2 separate regions of the Homo sapiens genome follow, and region 2 is linked to region 1. A link is a contact called in ENCODE Hi-C data. All regions are on one chromosome and are shown on one strand. Each heading gives the region's core, a stretch centred on a gene start or an enhancer-like site at or near the end of the contact. The rest is flanking DNA. Distances are from core to core; before and after follow the strand shown. Region 1 has its middle 120 kb from the start of LINC02104. Region 2 has its middle 190 kb from the start of PTGER4.

Evidence for each region. A loop is a pair of places that touch in the nucleus more often than their neighbours do. Pooled maps may share reads with other maps.
Region 2: a loop to region 1 is called in a map with no recorded cell type, with 4 times the contacts of the local background. The contact joins two enhancer-like sites. A Hi-C loop is called at or near these places in 3 of 37 single-sample maps with no recorded cell type and 1 of 50 pooled maps.

What each region holds. Positions count from the first base shown.
Region 1 is chr5:39,637,641-39,641,615 of GRCh38, reverse strand. No RefSeq gene overlaps it. Among named protein-coding and RNA genes, the nearest start is that of LINC02104, 120 kb to the right of the region's middle. Within about 2 kb of position 2,620, at least 2 of the 41 ENCODE cell types and tissues checked have a DNase peak (open chromatin) inside an H3K27ac peak, as active enhancers do.
Region 2 is chr5:40,483,671-40,487,193 of GRCh38, reverse strand. No RefSeq gene overlaps it. Among named protein-coding and RNA genes, the nearest start is that of PTGER4, 190 kb to the left of the region's middle. RefSeq lists an enhancer at 389-448. Within about 2 kb of position 1,638, at least 5 of the 41 ENCODE cell types and tissues checked have a DNase peak (open chromatin) inside an H3K27ac peak, as active enhancers do.

The DNA.
Region 1 (3,975 bases), core at 1,371-3,870:
CGTATTACTTATTAATTGAAAATGGAAGTCGGGTAGAGCATTTTCTTGATATTCAGTTTCAGTTTTATAAAAAGCTTCAATTTTACTAATAGCAACTTGTGAGGGCAACAAAGTAACAGAAAGAAGCCCGTACACTTGGGGTATATTTTTAATGGGGATCCCATTAGAAGTGAAAAATCCTCTTTGTTTGCATAGCACACCAAAACCATGGACTATAGAAAAACAAGAAAGATAGAAAACATCATGAGTCAAGAGTTCAAATTAAAAAATGAGGAAAAAAAGCATTTTTCTCACAAAAAAAGTATAAAAGGCATGAATCAATGAAATTTATTTTGTGTTGTCTACCATTTTATTGCTACAACATCAGGCACTAACATGTAGTACTCAATAAATATTTGTTGAATTAATAAAGAAGAGCAGTCCATTTGTGATACCAACAGAAATAGACAGCAGGATGTTGACCCATATGTTTTTAATGGCCTGCCCACTATGTGTAATTATTGGACTAAAGCATCAGGAAATTGAGAGCTTCTTCAGGGAAAAAATACCAACATTTGCATACCGAAGAAGATATTTATTAAAACTGGGAAAAACTAAGATATCAAGCAAACTGAGGAAGAAATCTCACAGAATCCATAGAAGGGATGGCTTGACCTTCTTTTAAAACCCTGTGGCTGGATAAATGTCTGCACAAGGAGAATGCAAAGGCCTTACTTCACATATTTTATCCCAATCCAGCCTAACCCTCTAGATGTCATGAAATAAGTTAATGCCACTGAGACACATGCTGAAGTAGACCAGTCTCTTCTTCGTCCTGCCTCTATCCCCAGTCACAAGGCTGACTGCTGAAAAGTCCCTGACCTATTCTAATGACTTAGAACTGAACCAAAACTTCTAGTGCTATGCAAATCAGAACAGATGTAGGGGCTTCTCCAGGTCCAGATGAATGTTAATTTCTAAAGTGAAGCCTCAACTGACTTTTTTTTTTTTTTTGAGGGAAAGTGGATGTTTCTGTTAGAATTCTGTTCTAAAGCAAGAAAATCTAAAATAATGATTTTTTAAAACTAGACACTGTTTTTTCTTTCACTTAAAAGAAGGCTTGAGCTTCACTAATCACCAGGGATGCTGGCTCCTGTCACCTTGCAACTCTGTCATCCTCAACATGTGGCTTTCTCCTCGTGGTCCAGTGTAGCTGCTGGAACTCCAGCCATCATGTCACATTTCAACCAATAGGAAGAAGGAGAAAAGAAAAGCACCCCACCCCCCTTCCAGAACACTTCTCTAAACTTATACATAACACTTCTCTTCAAATCCCACTGGCCAAAGTTTAGACACAGAACCATAACTAGCTGCAAAAGACCAGAAAATAAATATGTAATCCAGGTGGCCGGGATTGCAGTGGCAAATGAGAAGTTCGGATAAACATGAAGAAAGAGAACCTACATATTTAGTCACAACTAGGAGCTTCTGCCATAGAAAGCAAAAACAGTCTTCTGGGACATTCTCTCCATAGTACTGAGTCTTCTACTTGCCTCAGTTAGGAATCTCAAAAGGACAGCTGAGCTTGGAGCCCTGCAACATGCTCTTTGGAATAAAGCTGCCATGACTCATTCTGTACCCAACCGGTATCCTCAACAACGGCCAGTATGAATCTAGGCTTGACTTTATGACAAATAGAATAACATGAGAACCTCAATTATTTAAAATATTTTATAAAAACCTTAAAATATGATTGATAGTGAGTCATTTTATTATCTCTGTACCTGGAATAGGAAGTGGACACATAAGCTTTTAACAGACACAAAACGGACTTCTTCCTGTTTATCTTTCCTTCTGTCTCTACATTCCTTTGCTTGATGAGTAAACAATCCCAGAATTTCAGGGATCACCAAAAACAGGGGTCAATAAACTGTAATCTGCTGTCCAATTTTGGCCTACTACTTGTTCTTGTAAATAAAGTTTTATTAGAACACAAACAAACCCATGCATGTACATATTCTCTGTGGCTGCCTTCACACTACAACAGCAAAACTGAACAGTTGTGACAGAGCCAATTTGACCCACAGAATCTAAAATGCTTACTATCTGACCCTTACAGAAAAAGTTCGCCAATCCCTAGCTTAGAATCCTAGAGCTGGAAACACTCTAGAAATGATCTAGTGCAAGGGTTCTCATCTTTTATCCCACCAGAAATATAGTACTTCCTTTTTTCTCCTAAAGCCTTTCACTTTAAAAGATTGTTTTGTAATTATTAACAAACTATATTTATTAACTAAATAATTTAATGCATATAATGACTTTCAATCAGAATAGTTCCTCAGCATGAGACAACTTGTGGGCCTACATTAAGCTGCTATTATTGTCATAAAAAGTAAAGAACATTTTATTTCAGACCATGTGTCCTAATAGAGGGAGGCATAACTGACCTCAATTAAGCTTTATTTAAAATGTAATAAAGTGTTCAGATTCTCCTTATGTCCTAAAGAAGTCAAAGAGGCTTGGGGACCCCAAATTGAGGTTCAGAATAGGTAATAAAACCAGCCTAGAGAGCTTCTTGCTTAATGTCACCAAGTAAGATTTAACAGTGATTAAGGCCCTGTCATTCTGACTCACCTTTCCATTTATTGCCTTCCCAGCTGCACAAATAAATGAGAAAACAGAAAATAATAAGTAAGCCTCCTACCACCTCACTAAAATATACATCAGTACACAACATGTATTTCTCAGAAAACCAAGGCCCTTGTGAAAAGATCAGGGTGGGTCCAAACCTGAGAAACTAACAAATCTGTTGGAAAGTCATTTAATCAGAATCAAATGTTCTATTTCTTACTTTAAATGTATCATGGAGTTGTTTTGTTGTTCATTTGTTTATGGAGAAATAGTGTACTAGCAAGATGAAAACAAGCATCCATCCATCCATGTATTGAGTTAAATCTTGGTTTAATTTACTAGAGATATGAATAAGTAAAAACCAACAAAGAAAGAGATTTTTTTCTCTTTAAATTTTCTGTTAACCATAATACTAAGAAATTCTAGTGAGCACCTAACTCAAGCTCCAAAAGAAGAAGACATCCAGTTATTCTCATTAGGGTCTTGGCCAAGTAAGGGAAGGGAGAGCTTGGAGAAGGAAGCAGGAGACATGGGTATTAGGAGCTCCAGAATTATGGAAAAATCATTTACTCTCCCATAAAATGACAAAGATAAATTATAATGCATTGTAGAATATGTTCATCCAGGAAACTCAGCTTCAACCAACAGCTGATTGAAAATATTTGAAAAAAAGTTTTAAAAACCACAACAATAAAAAATACAAATTTAAAAACAATACAGCATATCAAACATTTACATAGCGTTTATACTAGGTATTATAAGTGATTTAGAGATGATTTAAAGTATACAGGAGGATGTGCACAGGTTATATGCAAATACTACACCATTTTATATAAGGGATTTGAGCATCCTTGGATTTTGGTACCCATGGGGTTCTGGAACCAATCTCCCATGGATACTGAGGTATGACTGTACAGTGATATTTCTGCTAAATCATACTGCTAACTTCTCAAATTTCATCCAAGGAATCAAACTTATTTGATAACTATCTCTGTAATATATATACATGACTTTTGATAATATTATCATTATTTAATACTTATATTTTAAAGTAATTTATATACCTAGTACCTCAGTTTTATTTATGTATTAAATGCTTAACCAATTGTTTTCATACTTACCAGTGCTCAGCACTGTAAAAGGTGCTAAGGAAAAATTCTTCAAGATAAAATCGTCTCTGCCCTCAAGCAATTTGTAATCTATGAGTGGGTAGGTAATATTATTTCCCTCTGATAGATGAAGTAACAGAAACATGTGAGGGTACATGATTTCCATAGCCACACAAGTAGAATGAGGCAGACTTTAAGCTAGAAGTCCAAGCTTCTGGCTGCAGTTCACATCTTCTTATCACAAACTGAAATTGGG
Region 2 (3,523 bases), core at 389-2,888, 850 kb before region 1:
AGTTGCTTTAAATAAATGGTGACCTGAATTTCCTAACATCTCTGAATCACTGTCCATGTGACCACACATTCAGTTAGGCTCAAATAATACCAGGCAGGTAAAAATAGCAGTGTGGTTTGACCACTTCTCCATTTCCCTGGAGATAAGCTCACTATCACTCTTCTACTTTTGACAGCAGTGCTGTGGTTTTATATTCACTATTTTATCAGACTTCAGGTTTTAATGTAATTATGACTTGGGGCTACTTTAGAGAAAATTATGATAAAAGCATACATAAATGAGATCAGGGTGAGTCCAGAGAATGAGGAGAGAAGAGTGAGAGGCAGGAAATCCCCTGGAACTTTGCAGAGGTGCCAGGGAAGAAGTGAGAGCCATGTGGGATGTGATGCATTGGTGATGCCATGTCAAAGCCCTGGATTAGGACTCAGAAGACCTCATATACTTTGGGTGGTTTCATTTTTATGAACCTTGGTGAGTCTTTCCATATGGTTGGACCAGGTGATTTTAACTGTTACTTGTGGCTTTTCTGACTAAAGGGCTTTGTCTGAGAAAGAAGCACTTTTGAAGTGAGCTTTGTCACGTGAAGCTGTGGCAAAGATGATGTCATACAACTTTAGTTCCGGTTACATTGATCATTCACCCCAATCAGCTGACAGGCTGCGCAATGATTTTTGAATCTGCCATATAGCTCTCACCAGAATGTGGCAATCACAGGCACTGTGGACTGGGAGACGTCCTTTCAGATGTGAATGAGAAGATGCTGGAGGGTCCCCAAAGACAGAATAGAAAAATTCTTTGCTGAATTCAACCTACACCAGCTATAGGGGTTGAAAAATACAATTTAAAAATTAGTATATTCTAAATTTGGACTCAAGGGCAGATGGTTCATAATGAGCACAAATGTCCAAGTTTTCCCATCAGATGGTCATCAGAAGGACACCATGGGCTACTCAATAGGTATTTAGTGACTGTGCAGAAAGGGCAGTCATTTTAGAGAATACAAAGAAGATAGGGCTCCAAGGTAGTTAAAGCAATGGAAATAAGGCCAGCTCCCATAAATCACTTTTCAGAAATATCTCTCCAATGGGGAATGGGGGTGGGGTCAAAACAAGATACAGTGATAGAAATGGTTGGTAGATTAAATTTTGTAACCTGAATTTTTAAAGATAATAGGCATTTAAAATATTTCATCTCATTGTCAGCACAAGTTTCCAGAATTTTTGGCCAGAAAATACAATTGCTAAAAACATAAGATTATTTGTCCATGAAATTGATCATGTACTTAATAAATAGGCCTACGAGATATCAGAATGAGCCTATAATCTTTTGCCTCTTTGTTTTCCTTTGCTTGGCATTATGGTGAACTATATTTAGGAAGGCCAAACACGTTCTTCCTCAAACTTGGTTTCTCTTTGGCCAGACCCCATGTTCCCTTGTTCCTTCCGTTTCACTGGGGTGTGCTCAATGAAAAGTATTTCAATTTTAATTTTTATTAACCTCACAAATTATTTGCTGGTAAGATTAAAAAAGAAGACACATGAGCTGTGACACAGAAGAAATAGTGTTATTGGTGCTCAGTGGCTGAGGGTCAGATTTCAGTTCCTTATACTGGCTGTGTGACTTTGTACGAGTTCCTGAGTCTGTCTGGGTTTCAAATCCTCACAGAAAATGAGAATTGGAACGGGTGAACTTTAAGCCTCCGCAAACTCCAACATTTTATGTGTCTATGCATTCCAAAGTCCAATGTTAGTGATATTTAAACCCCTGGTACAGATTAGTCACACAGATGCAGCCTCCATTAGTGTTATCAATACTCATAGCTGACACTGATTGATTGCTTCCTTGGTGCCAGCTCTTTCTGAAATCGATTTCTGAAATCTTACTTATTTCTAAAATAGCTGTGTGTGACAGGTGTTATTATTGCTACTTTATAGATGATGAAACCGAGGCTAAGTGGGGCTAAGAAATAGTTACGTAAGTTATGAGGCTGATTTTGAAATTCAGGCTGTCTGACTCCAAAGCTTATGCTTAATCCAGATACCCTGAACAGTACAAAGTTGACGAATTTATGAATCAATGAGGAATATCTCTCAGAAACACAATTTTAAGGTGCAGAATATAACCCTGCACTAAACTTATTTCAACCAGGTATTTTTGTTCACTTAGATTATTTGTTTCTGGTTGAGAGAGCAGATGATTTATTTGGTCGTTCGAGGGGTCTGTATAAAAAAAATCATTTGTATCAACTTTGATAGTTGGTAAAGCCAGAGCATCTCAGTTTGGATGTCTACTTCCCGAGGAAACTGCAATCTCTCACATCCCAATTTGAGAAATACTAGTTCACAAGAGGTTTCTAGTGCCTCTTCAGAGAGATTCACACAGTTTTGGTGAATGTTGGGAGATAAAAACTATGTAAGGAACCATCACCATCCACACACACATGTCTAATTCTGTAGGGCAGGGTAGATGAAACCTGAGTTGGCTTGAAGGTTTATGATGTCAGTTCTCTGATCTGGGATGGTGGTTACTACTTCACTTTTGAGGAGTTGGGTGAACTCAAGAAAAGCGTTTTCGTTTTGTTGTTTCATCTTTCAATTAGGTGAACTTTAAAAAGGGAAGTTATTAGTTTTCTCCTGACTTTAAAATCCCCTGCCATAATCTGTCTTTTTTTCCTGTTTTGGTAAGCATTACAGTTTGTGGTATATATATTTTTTGATCTGTAGGATTTCTTCACTATATCTGAGGGGCTGCTCTATCAAGCAAAGCTTCTATATATCCATGTATTGCCAAGTAAAATTGGACCTCAGATATTCTTTCATAACATTGCAAAGACTTTACAAAAATTAAGCACAAATTACCAATCACAGCCTCCTGGTTTATACATAATTACTGTCCAGTATTTTATCACTAGCCTGATTTTTATCATTCCCTCCCATTACTATTATTATTTTATATAGTCAGTGTTCAAATTTTGGCACATATTTTTGTTCACTTAGATTATTTCCTCACATTCTCTGCTCACCAATCTTTCTTGTGTTTCAGATTTTTCTTTTGGATCATTTTCACTTCTTCCTGGAATATACTCTTTAATCAGTGACTCTTAGGTGAAAATATTCAGCTTTGTATTGAAAATTTTCAGTTTTTCTTGAAAATATCTTTATTCCGCTGTCATTCTTGAAGGATGGCTTGGCTGGCTATGTATTACCAGGCTGAGTTATCTTCTCTCAGAAGACTGAAAATATTCTTTCACAGTCTTCTGCTTTTCATTATTGCTGTTGAGAAGTCAACTCTCAATTTAGTTCTTATTTATTTGTAGGTAATTTTTCTTTGCTTTCTAGCTACTTTAAACATCTTTCATTTCTCTTTCTTGTTCTGCAGTATCTAGATATTGGTTTCTTTTTATTTATTCTGGTTGGCATTGTAGTAGTTTTTTATTGCTGTGTATAAACTACCACAAACTTGCATCTTGAAACAGCATCTCTTTATTGGTTCACAGTTCTATAAGTTTGGCAGGGTGGCATGA